2 separate regions of the Mus musculus genome follow, and region 2 is linked to region 1. The links are chromatin contacts, found by Hi-C or POLR2A ChIA-PET in ENCODE. All regions are on one chromosome and are shown on one strand. Each heading gives the region's core, a stretch centred on a gene start or an enhancer-like site at or near the end of the contact. The rest is flanking DNA. Distances are from core to core; before and after follow the strand shown. Region 1 holds the start of Tigar (Trp53 induced glycolysis regulatory phosphatase). Region 2 holds the start of 9330179D12Rik (RIKEN cDNA 9330179D12 gene).

Region 1 (5,662 bases), core at 2,257-4,756:
ATAAATATTCAAAGATTACATAACCCAAAATAGAACTGTTTCCCCAAAACCTGTGTAAATATTTAGTATTGCAGCTTTTAGCAGCTTTAAAGGGTATCCATAAATCCTTGAGGCAGGTGTTTAAAGCTAGTTTAGGGGATGGGCAAGGCTAAACAAGCCCTTGGCTAGGGAACCAGAGAAGGAGGCGGCTGTGGAAAGGTCAGAGCGATGTATTTGGAGTGGAGGATGCATCGCTCATTTTCAAATTCTGCAGGGTGATCCATTTCCAAAACAGAACACCAGGCTCCACAGAAGTCTAGACACTTATGCCAAGAGCTGAAGTCTCATGACCTGCCATTTATAGGCCCTGTGTGGGGGGGAGGTGTGAGCATGGGACACCATGGGGGACACACAAGACACAAGCAGGCCTCGCTCAGGCTGTAGGTTACCCTTTGCTGTTACTTAAAAGCAAGTCCCTTGGCTCAAGTTTACATACTTAATCCCTTGTTAGATCCTTATAAAGATTCCGACTCAATAATTGACAGCTTCAAGCTATCCACAGCCGAGAAGCCGACCTTTGTGGGAAATTAGCACATTTCTGGGGTTTTCAGCACATTTATTCCAGTGTGTAAATTACCGCCTCACCTGATACCACCTGACCTTTTACCAACCATTTCAATTGCAAATACAGATTCAAAGGCTAGTCCCAGAGGAAAAAATAATAATAATAAAAAAATGGAAGTAAAATGGTGTTGCAAGTGACTAACTATAAACCCAAAAGCTCAAGAGAATCCAGGCCTCTGTGGCTGTCAGGTACGAACACTCACCCAGCCTCCCTGGGTTGGGTTACAATGCTGCAACTTTCATGAGAAATTACAGTTCAATACAAACAAGAGACAAGAGGCTTGGAATCCAGCCGGGCAGTGGTGGCGCATGCCTTTAATCCCAGCGGGAGGCAGAGGCCAGCATGGTCTACAGAGTGAGTTCCAGGACAGCCAGGGCTACACAGAGAAACCCCGTCTCAAACAAACAAACAAACAAACAAACAAGCAAACAAACAAACAAACAAAAACTTGGAATCCAGGTGTTCTGGTCCAAAAATGACCACCTCCATTTCAAAATAAGACAAACAAAAACAATGGAGAGATGACTCAGCAACTTGAGCACTGACTGCTCTTCCATAGGACCCAGGTTCAATTCCCAGCACCCACGTGGCAGGCTAACAAATGTCCAGAGCTCCAATTCTAGGAGATCTGACCCCCTCTTCTTGCCTCTGTGGGCACCAGGAACACACATGCTACACAGACATACATGCAAACACCTATACTCATAAAATTAATTGATTACTAGAATATTTAAAACATGACAAATTAGGATACACATAAAATTCCATGAAGGATTTGGTTAGACACAAAAAAAAAAATTGCTTTAAATTTGTCTTGCATTATAGTACAGCCCAATGTAATTAGCCAACTTTCCCATGAGTTGTTAGATTTACCTATGGTGACTACCAGTCAAATGTGAAAGCATGTTTGTTCTTGAACCAACCAGGCTTCTATCTGTCACAAGTCCAACAGAAAGAGGAAACCTGGGATGACCATGCCAGGACAGCAGCTAGCCACAGCCCTGTCTATTTCAACATACTAGTCTTCCTGTGTCTAAAAGAGAATAAAACTTTGAGACAGGATTCCACTATGTTCCTCTGGCTGCTAATGTAGACCAGGCTGGCCTTCAACTCTTCTACCTACTGACTGCTGGGGTTTTAAGTATGCTGCCACAACTGTTGAAGAAACCTATTCTTACTACCCACTAAAATTAGACCAGGTGATATTTCCAAGTGACCTTCGAACACTAGGCTTTAAGATAACCAAGAAGCAGAGAATAGTGGGTTAATTTGCTCTGGTTCAAATACTTGCCCCACAACTTTAAGTTCCCTGGAGTCTGACTCCCCTTACTCTCCAGTGAATCACAGATACTCCATATTCACACAGATATTGCCCGTTAAGAATCTAAGTAGGGGGCGGGCGGTGGTGGCGCACGCCTTTAATCCTAGCACTTGGGAGGCAGAGACAGGCGGATTTCTGAGTTCAAGGCCAGCCTGGACTATAAAGTGAGTTCCAGGACAGCCAAGACTACAGAGAAACCCTGTCTCGAAAAACCAAAAAAAAAAAAAAAAAAAAAATCTAAGTAGGGATCGTTTCCCAGCAGGGTCTACATTGAAAAGAGGACAAGGGGGTTCATGTTCCTTTAGTGCTCCCAATAAAGCGGTATCATCTCCCGGAACATTCTAGAAAGCACAGGGACACAGAAAGACACAGGGAACCAGAGTTCTAATTTAGCCACTAAAATCCCTGAATCCTAAAGGTCCACTTCACATGATGCTGGAGACCATCTTCCTATAAAGAGGAAGCTGGACAGAAAAAGCATGCGTTGAAGAAGGTCGCCACAAGGTTCAAACGCTGTCAGCGTTCCTGTGAGCCCTATGAAGCCGGAAACGGTAATCAGTCCCGCTCCGAGAAGCTGTTCTGATAAGCCCTGACTACACAGGTGAGACTCAGCTGCTTTTTATCTGAGCTTTGCTTACAGAAGAACACGTTATTTAATTCTCGGGCATATTTCTTCCTCTCTGCTCCATGTGCTCCATCCTCTCCATTTGGTTAGATCCAGAGAGATTAGAAAGACTGCTGCCACCAATCTGCTTATCGGAACGCAGGTCAGAAAGATTAAGTCTGTCCTACGAGGCAGCTACTGAATCCCAACGAGGAGCCTGAATCCCAACCAAGCAACGCCTTGAAACTTCCCTCCTCTTACCCACCCTGAATCTGCCTACCATCATCACCAGGCAAACATGTACTGGGAAGGAAAACGATAGGTGACCTAAAGCCAGATTCTGCTCCATGAAATCTGTCATGATAAAAATGTTTGTTCAGGGTGATGCAGTCGACTGAGACGGAGATCTCGAACTCTCTAATTTTTTCCCTCAGAACTGTAGCCTCTGAAGGGAGGTAAATTGCAAAAGTACCCCCGATGCAAGGAGAAAGGGGGAGGGGAGGGTGAGAAAATAAGGCAACCAGCATAGGATAGATGAGGTGTGGCTCAGCAATTCTAAAAACTCTGGAATTTACTAGGGGGCAGAAAAGGTCACACTGAAAAGTCGAGAGGCCGGGTCATGTCTTCTCGCAATGGCTGGGAACCGTGATCGTGTGCTTCTCCACACTTCTTTCCTCGTGGAAAACGCAAGGCTCTTGACATTTAAGACCCGGCTTCCTCACGCAGGGTGTCGCGGATAAAAGATTGGACACGAGAGGATGCAAAGAAAAAGCACATGGAAAGCCCACCCTCCCCGGATTGGAGCACGTAGGGACCAGAAGAGACCCAGGCCAGGAAGCTCCCGGCAACTGCGATACTCACTGGCGGATAACGGTCAAGGCGAAGCGCGGCATTTTGGCACAAGACGCGTGAGCCACGACCCGGCTCTGCAGCAGCACCTCGCTGCGCCTGACTCTGGGACCACTTTGCCTGCACTACTTCCGTCTGCACGGCGGACCGGCCCCGTAGCTATTGGTCGAGGCGGCTGAACGTCACCACAGGGTTGCCAATAAAGGTGGAGCCTGAAACCGGAGAAGCCCCGCCCAGGCCAGTGGCGCTTGCGCTCCTGCGCGCCAACCTGTGATTGGCGCCTGGCAGGTGCGCGCGGCCCCGCCCTGGGTTAACGCCCTGGAGTCTTGCCAGAGCTAGACCGCCGCCTGCACCAGGGACAGATAAGGACTGCTTTGATTGTTTTATGCTGAACTGATTTGAGGAAGGCGTGCAAGGTGTAGTGTGCCTGTAGTGTGCCAAGGCGATGGCTCTCCTCTGGTGGTTACACAGCCAGACTGCATCCTTTGAGGGTTAGCTGTTATCCTTTACCTGGGAAGTGAGGTCAAAGTAGGTATGTAGATCCAAACCAACCTAGTTTCTCTCTCAACTTCTTAACCAAAGACTTTTGTCAGGCCACTTTCTTGCCTTCTGCTTTGCTGAGCCTGGTCCTCCCAAACATTATTACCAAGTATTTTCGCTAATGCTGCTATCATTTATAATTAAGTTACTCTAGAGCTCTCCACTGATACCTGTTGTATTAAGAGTTTAATTCAACCATTTCTTAAAATAATTCCTATTGTAATGAACGTTATCTCTGTTGCACTGATCTAGAGGAAAGTCGTTTCCTTAAAAACAAATGCAGGGACAAAGGTTCTGTATAAAACCCCTCGAGAGGGGTTGGGGAGTTGGCTTAACCCTTTAAGAGCCCAGATTATTTGCTCCTCTGGAGAACCAGGTTCAAAGCCCAGTGCACCCACAGAGGCAATCAAACATCTGTAACTGCAGTTCCAGGAAGACCATTTACTTTCTGCTGACCTCTGGGCTCACGTTATGCACAGACATTCAGGCAGAGCACCTAGACACATAAAATAAAAAGAAATATCAACAAATAAATAGATGTCTTCAAGACTGAGACTGAGCCTCTAGTCCTCAGCCATATAATAGGAACATAGGGACAAAAGGGCTATAGGGGCTGGAGGTCAACAGCCTGTGCCCAGCCAGCCAGGCCTGGCCATCTAGCCTTCCTAAGACAACTGAGAGCCAAATAAATAGTGAGGGAAAAAAAGGAGGAAAAAGAGGTTTATTCAGTGTATCCACTGTTCCTCACCTCAGTCCATTGGTGGGATCCTAAATTTTCTCTGAAATTTTAAATGGAAGCTAAGAGATAGACATGCCTAAGCAGCCCAGCCACCAAGGTGTAGTCGCCCACAGAGGAATGTCTCATCTCTGCCTATCTCTAGCAAGTGATGTTCCTTCCAGAGACTGTTCCCTCCTCTGACTGCCTTCAGGACTTTTTCTCACTCCAGCAAGAGATTCCCGGAGAGATGGAGAGACTCCCAGTCTCTTGGGATCCATTGTTTCAACAGACTCATAGCCAAAGAGAGGGCACAAGAGTCCCTTTTGGCTATATTTATTTTTACCAAGTATGGTGGCACATACCCTTAGCCCCAGCACTCAGGAGTCAGAGGCAAGAAAATCTTCTGAGTTTTAGGTCAGCCTGGTCTACACAGGGAGTTCCAGGCATCAGGGGTTACATTGTTAGCCCCTGTCTGATGATGATGATGATGTGATGATGATAAAACAATATACTGGCTAGTTCTATGTCAATTTGACACAAGCTAATGTTATCTAAAAGAAGTTGTCTTAGTTAGGGTCTTATTGATGTGAAGAGACACTGTGATGGCTATTCTCAGTTGCTAATTTGACTGTGTCTGGAATGAACTTCAGTCCAAAAATGGGAGCATGGCTGTGATCCAGATCTTGAGGCTGGAAGATTTTGATCTGGATTTTGAAGCATAGTGGCCATGAAAAGCTTAGGCCCAGGCAAAGTGATACACCCCTTTAATCCCAGGAGACAGAGGCAATCGAATCTCTAAGTTCAAGGCCAAGCTGGGACAAAGCAAGTTCCAAGTAAAGAACAAGTTAGGTCCAGGCACGGTGGTGCACACCTTTAATCTGGGCCTTCCCCTCTGCTGGAGGCCGACATGGGAACAATGGACAACCTTCTTCCCTGCCTGCTTGCACTTTCTTGCCAGCACATCTGTCGGAACCTACTCCTTCAGCATTCCAGCTTACGCAGAAGACCAGCTGCAACAACTAGCCT
Region 2 (5,662 bases), core at 1,129-3,628, 40 kb after region 1:
TGCACACCTGGAAGTGCATGTCTGGGATTCTACCTCTTTAAGGCTAGAAGTTTGAGGCTAGCTTGAAATTATGCAAAGGTCCCAATTTTTGTTTGTTTTGGTTTCGTTGGGGGGGGGGGTGCAAACAAAAGGAAATGATCCTGGTCAATCAGTAGGATTCAAAAGCGCAGGATGCTACTACTGCCGGGCAGTGACTGACTCTTCAGTTCACCTGGCTCCATCTGCTAAACTTGGGGACCGGCTATAAAGCCCCTGTCAGCTGGACCAGCTATGGTGTTTCCTGGAGCAAGCTCCCCTCACGTGTAAAATAGGAAGGTTCTTCTAGGGTGCATAACTTATGGATGGGAGGAGATGGGAAGCTGGCACACTTTATTTGGAGAATTGAGTTAGCTTTGCCGGTCCTGGAAAAATTAGGGTGTCTTGAAAAATACCTCCAGTCCTCCAGCACACCAGACACATAGAAGATTCTTTTTCATGTTTTGTTTTGTTTTGTTTTTTTCTTTTTGAATAGACAAGCTGGCCTCCAATTCTAATCTTATTTTTTTTTCCTCCCCACAAGCTTTCAAGTCTGCCTGGGTTTTTTGCAGGAAGTTAGGATAAAAAAAAAAAAATTCCTTAACTACGTAAAAATCAGAAATGGCTTGAATCCCAAACCCTTCCTTCTTCCAGGGCAATGTGAGCACAAACTCGTCCTCTGGCACCATTATTGAAAGAAGCAGATCTTCCAGAAGAAAGCACCTTTAGGGGCCTCTTACACCAAACCAGAAGCAGCTGAAATCTGGCAGTGTTTCAAAGGTGAAGTCATTCAGGCCCCTCTTTGCGTTCTAGGCAATTCCTCCCCCAGCCTTGCACATGTCTGCCACTAGGTGGCAGCACAGACCCAGAAAGGACGGCTCCTCACAAAGGGCTCAGTTCAAGAAGCCAGTCTTTGCCCAGGAGATTAAGCAGGCCCAGGCAATGGCAGCAAGGGGGAGGGAGTCGATAGAGGGGGTGGTCTTCTTTCACCAGTGCAAGGTGTGCAAACCACTGTAAAAGAGAGCTGCAGAACCTTCAGTGTGTGGCATTAACATGGGGGTAGGGGGAAGTGCATGAGAAAAAAAAAGGTAGATGGTTGGGAGAAAACCAAGACAGGACCCCCTGGGGACTGTATCCAGGTCACTGTGCCTTTTGGAGCTGAACTCTCATGCTTCAGATCCACCAATAGAAAGGCAGATGTTGATTTTGCATCCAAGTTAATATGTTCATACTTAGTGCTTTGTTGGTACTTAGTGATCAGCTACTATGTTTGTCCATGAGACTTTATTGGTCTTTAAGACATTACCTGTTACACCTCCAGGGTCTTGGGAAACAACACAAACTAGAATGTGAGAAATCAGACCGTGTTCTCAGGGTTCAGTGGAAATCTGGACCTTAATTATAACATCATTAACTAGAATATTCTATTTATGCCCCCCCCCCACCCACACACACAACAGAATTTCACCCTCATGAATTTCCATGAGGCACTGATAGCTTTGCTCACTCCCTGATGTGGGAAGACTAGCTCTCTCCTACTAAAGGACATCTTTTTTTTTTTTCTTACAGTCTTGGTTAGTGTGGCGGCCTTAGTGTGATGGGGAAGGGCAGAGTCAGGAGCAGGGAGGGCGGCATTACCAGCAGCTCCTGGGGCTTCACAGAGTTGTCGGTGTAAATGCACAGCTTTTCCGCAGTCAGCGGGATGGTCTCTTTCAGCTTGGAAGCTAGGAACATGCACACTGCACCCAGGAGCTGAAGATGGGTCTTAGGAGTCGGGACTCCAGCCAAGAAACGGTCCAGGTAATTCATGGCCAGAGGAAAGACCTCTTCTTCACACTTTTGTTCCTCACAGACCTACAATCAAGAGTGGGGTAGGGTCCGAGGGGGATAGGGAAAAATTAGTATCAGAAACAGAGGGAAAAGAAAAATAAAAGCATAATCTGAGATAACAAAAAGAATTTTTTATGTGTGTGTGGGGAGGGGGAGGAGAGTAGAAAGGATAGTAAGAATAGAGATGAGAACGGTGGGGTAAATCCGAAGGGCTCCTGGGGTTCGGGTATTCCCGCAAAGCTGAAAAAGGTGATGAACTAAAACCTCCACAAACCCCAAGGCAAAGCCCAGAGCCGCCGCCGCCTGCCGTTCCCTCTGGCTCACTTCTCAGCACACCAACTCACTCTTTTTTGGATTTCGTCATCTTTTCAAAAAATCAATAAAAATATTCTGGAAGCTCCGAAAGTCTACTTCTTGGTCTCGTTCGGATCCTCAGATCCTATTCTACCATTCCCGACAATTGAAAAAAATGTCCAGGGTGGTCTCGGCGGTCCAGGGGCCGCTGTTCGGTGGGTGGGTGGAGGAGAGAGGGGGAGGGAGGAGGAGGAAGCGCGCCTCGGCCGGCCGCCGCAGTTGGAGTCGGAGCAGGGGGGAGCAGTTTCAAAAAATTATTAAAAATCGAGGGAAAATCCTAGAAACGCTCTGTGGGCCTGAAAACCCCAGAGAGGTCCCAGGCTCCCTGGAAAAGAGGTTTCGGGTGTCCGTAAGGTCGGTATCTCCACCCCAGGGGCTCTAGATCTCAGTGGGGGAAACTTGCGGAGTGTTCGGCTGCGGCCCACAAGGGCAGTAGCTAGGAAGGCTGTGCCTGCTGGGGGTTGGGTGAGACGAAACCAGGGAACCCCCCTCCAGGAGGCATGCGGGACTCTGACCTCTCATTTGGGGGTGCCCCCTAGCCTGCTCTACACACCTCCTCCCCCGCTTCCTACCCCACCCAAATCTGCGCGCTCAAGAAGCAGCCAAACTGTAAGTAACCTTGGTGAACCGAGGGCTGGGGAAGAGGGCACGATCAGAAAGAGGGTGCCCAGGATCATGGGGTGCTGAGAGGGGGTGGGGGCGCCGGCGAATGTTGCCAGTCCTTGTAAATGGAGTTTGCAAAGCAACATGGCGAAACCACGGCAGGTCCAGAGCTGTGCATACGTGGGCACCCTGCTCTCTCGGCAAAGATTGCAAGCAAGGCTAAAGCAGCGGTTCTTTCAGATTGCCCTAAACGCACGTTTTTTTCAGTATGACTTCCGGGGCTCTCCTGAATTCCCTGTTTCTCCCCCACCCCCACCTCCTGCCAAAGTGCCAACGCGGAGTCCTAAGGCTCAGACGGTTTGCCCCAACCCTGAGAGTCGGGGGCGGGGGGGGGCTCTTTATATGTTGGTATGGATTGTTAGGTCGCAACACCCTCTGGGGCCTCACTGAAGGCAGCCGGGGTTGCTTCCACACCACAGGTCAGAAATGGAGATGGGAAGACGAGGAAGCCACATGCAGGCACACGCGCGGGATGCCAACCCCCCGGGGGGGGGAGGACATCCTCACTCACCCAAGTTTTCCTCCACTAGTTAATCTAGCAAGGGACAGAATTAGCGTCTCGCCCAAGGGTGCGGGGCTACCTCGCGCACGAGCGGGGGAGGCCAGCGCAGGGGTAGTTCTCCCGCAGTTTTTAGGATCTCTGCGTGTTGGAGGTAGGGATGGAGCGGCTGGGCTTGCCTCTCCCTGAGAGCGTCGCCCGCACACCTACCTCTAGCATCCAGGTGGCCACCATCCTGCGCATGTACGGTTGGATGTCCTTCTGCACGCACTTGAAATAGGAACACTGCGGGAGGTAGCGCTCCTCGATGGTCAACAGGTTCTGCAGAACGCGGTCTTCCAGCAGGTTGCGGTCCGGCACGGCCCTGCGGACCGGGTCCACCTCGCAGCACAGCAGCTCCATAGCCAGCCGGCCACCACTCGGTCCCGACTGTAAATTTTTTTTATTATTATTATTTTTTGGAGGTGCGGGGGGGTCGGGGAGTGCTTCCCTTACCTCCTTCCTTTGGCTGAATGGGAGATTTGGGAGAGGAAAGAAATGGCAAAGAGAGAGAGGGAGAGAGAGAGAGAAGAGTGGAAGGTGGGCGAGCGGAGCCTCAAGGGCCGCCTGACTCGCACCGGTCCTTCCCTCCGAACTGCCCGGCTCTCCTCAGCTCGCTCTCCTCTCTCGCTCAGGCAGTGACGCAAGCTGGAAGGGCAGTTAGATCTCCTCCCCCTCTCAGGTTCCTCCTCCCCCTTTCCTCCCCTCCTCTAGCGTCCCTCCCCTCCTTTCAATCTTTCCCTCCCTCTCCCCCCCCCCTTCCCTCTTGTTATTAAGGAGCACAGCAGCTGGCCTGACCAAACTTCAAACACGATCCCCGCTCCCCACCCCCAACCCCTCTCCCTACTTCTCCGAGGCCCTCTCCCCATCCAGCCCCGCATGCTAGGGGCCTCGGATAGGGGAACCCACAAACCCCATGGATTCCTATTGATTATCCTTTCTGACATTCTGTAGGCATACCATGGGGGCATAAAGGGTGTGTACGTGTGTGCTCTCTAACTTCGGAGGCTTGCAATGTGATCAGAAAAACAGCCCATTATTCAAGATTCAGGTAGATAGATTTACCATGTGGATGAGTTCAGATAACTTAGAAGTAGACCCCTAAATGAGGAACAAGGAAAGGCTTATTTGAGAAAATTGCAACCTCGCCAAACCAGGGATAAAGGTTATGCCCCTCAAGCTTAGACTCCTGATAACTTTCAAGCTGTTGTCCGCCCCGAGCCACGTGCGTGGAGAGGAAGAGGAGGAAGGGGTGGATGTTGGAGAAAGGGGTGCTTCTTAAGCCTAGTAGAATATGACCCTCCTGCAGAAACCTTTCTGTTCTTGGGGGCGCCATTGGGCAACGCGGCCAGCCTCTCAGAGCGGCCCCAGACCGGGGGCAGGGCTAGCAGCGGTTCCTCCGCGGGCCTCGGCCACGCAGGAAAAACCCGCTTCCTCGCCCCTGCATCTGCTGACAAGCCGCCCTAGGTGTCTGCGCGGAGCGTGGCCACATTGATACAGCTTTCTAGGAAATGGCTCGGGAGGGGCCAGGGAGGGGGAGAGGGAGGGTTTAGGTTTGGCTCTCCCTGCGCCAGCAAGGCCACCCTTCCTTTCCCCGGGGGCTCCTGAGTCCTGCACCCCTCAATCCCCGACCCCGTGGGGTCTCGCGCCTCATCCTTCCGCCAGGATTTTGGGGTCGGCTCTGACATGTGCTCTAAAGCATCCTGTGGTCAAGGCTGTTGGTAGAGGGGGACACGTTGGCGTTTCCTCACCTCCTTCCTGCTCCCACCCTGCCTTTAACTATATTAAAGGAGGGAGGAAGGGGCGAGGAACCACTGGCCCCCGCATGGTGGCCACGCTGGCACGTGCAGATAGCATGGCGTGGGTTGCACCTCTCTGGGCACACGGGGGGGGGCACTGAGTCCCTCCTTCCTTAAGAAGGGGGGATGATCAGGGACGCTTAAGGCTAGCGGAGGCTGAGGCTGGGGGGGGGAGGGGGTGGCACGCTGTGGGAGCACCACCCGTGGGCTCTCGGAAAGGCCCGGGAGGGGAGGCAATAAAGCCGAGGTGCAAGCGATTAACTCCAGCCCTGGGCCAGCCCCTTTAAACGAGGGTGGGGCGGAAGGGGTGGGCGGGGGGAGGGGATATCACTTTAAAAGGGTGAGTATGAGTTTGGGGCGCCGTCTCCCCTCCCTCTATTTGCATAGCCAATAGCTCTGGGGCTCCTGCTACTGCGCGCTGATTGTTACCGGGCAGATTACTTTTTTTTTTTAAAGTAGGAAG

What was found. Hi-C counts contacts between places; a loop is a spot of excess contacts on that map. ChIA-PET counts read pairs that join two places held with the same protein, here RNA polymerase II (POLR2A).
Region 2: POLR2A ChIA-PET joins it to region 1 with 24 read pairs in Patski. The contact joins the promoter of 9330179D12Rik here to the promoter of Tigar in region 1. A Hi-C loop is called at or near these places in 1 of 37 maps with a recorded cell type or tissue (heart). POLR2A ChIA-PET finds 5 or more read pairs at or near these places in 2 of 5 experiments (Patski and embryonic stem cell).

The regions. Positions count from the first base shown.
Region 1 is chr6:127,106,046-127,111,707 of GRCm38, forward strand. Tigar (Trp53 induced glycolysis regulatory phosphatase) reads right to left here and starts at 3,507. Exons shown (of 6, transcript NM_177003.5): 1 at 3,391-3,507. The coding sequence starts at 3,422.
Region 2 is chr6:127,147,011-127,152,672 of GRCm38, forward strand. 9330179D12Rik (RIKEN cDNA 9330179D12 gene) reads left to right here and starts at 2,379. Exons shown (of 3, transcript NR_040274.1): 1 at 2,379-2,553. Ccnd2 (cyclin D2) reads right to left here and starts at 4,038. Exons shown (of 5, transcript NM_009829.3): 1 at 3,572-4,038; 2 at 1,654-1,869. The coding sequence starts at 3,763.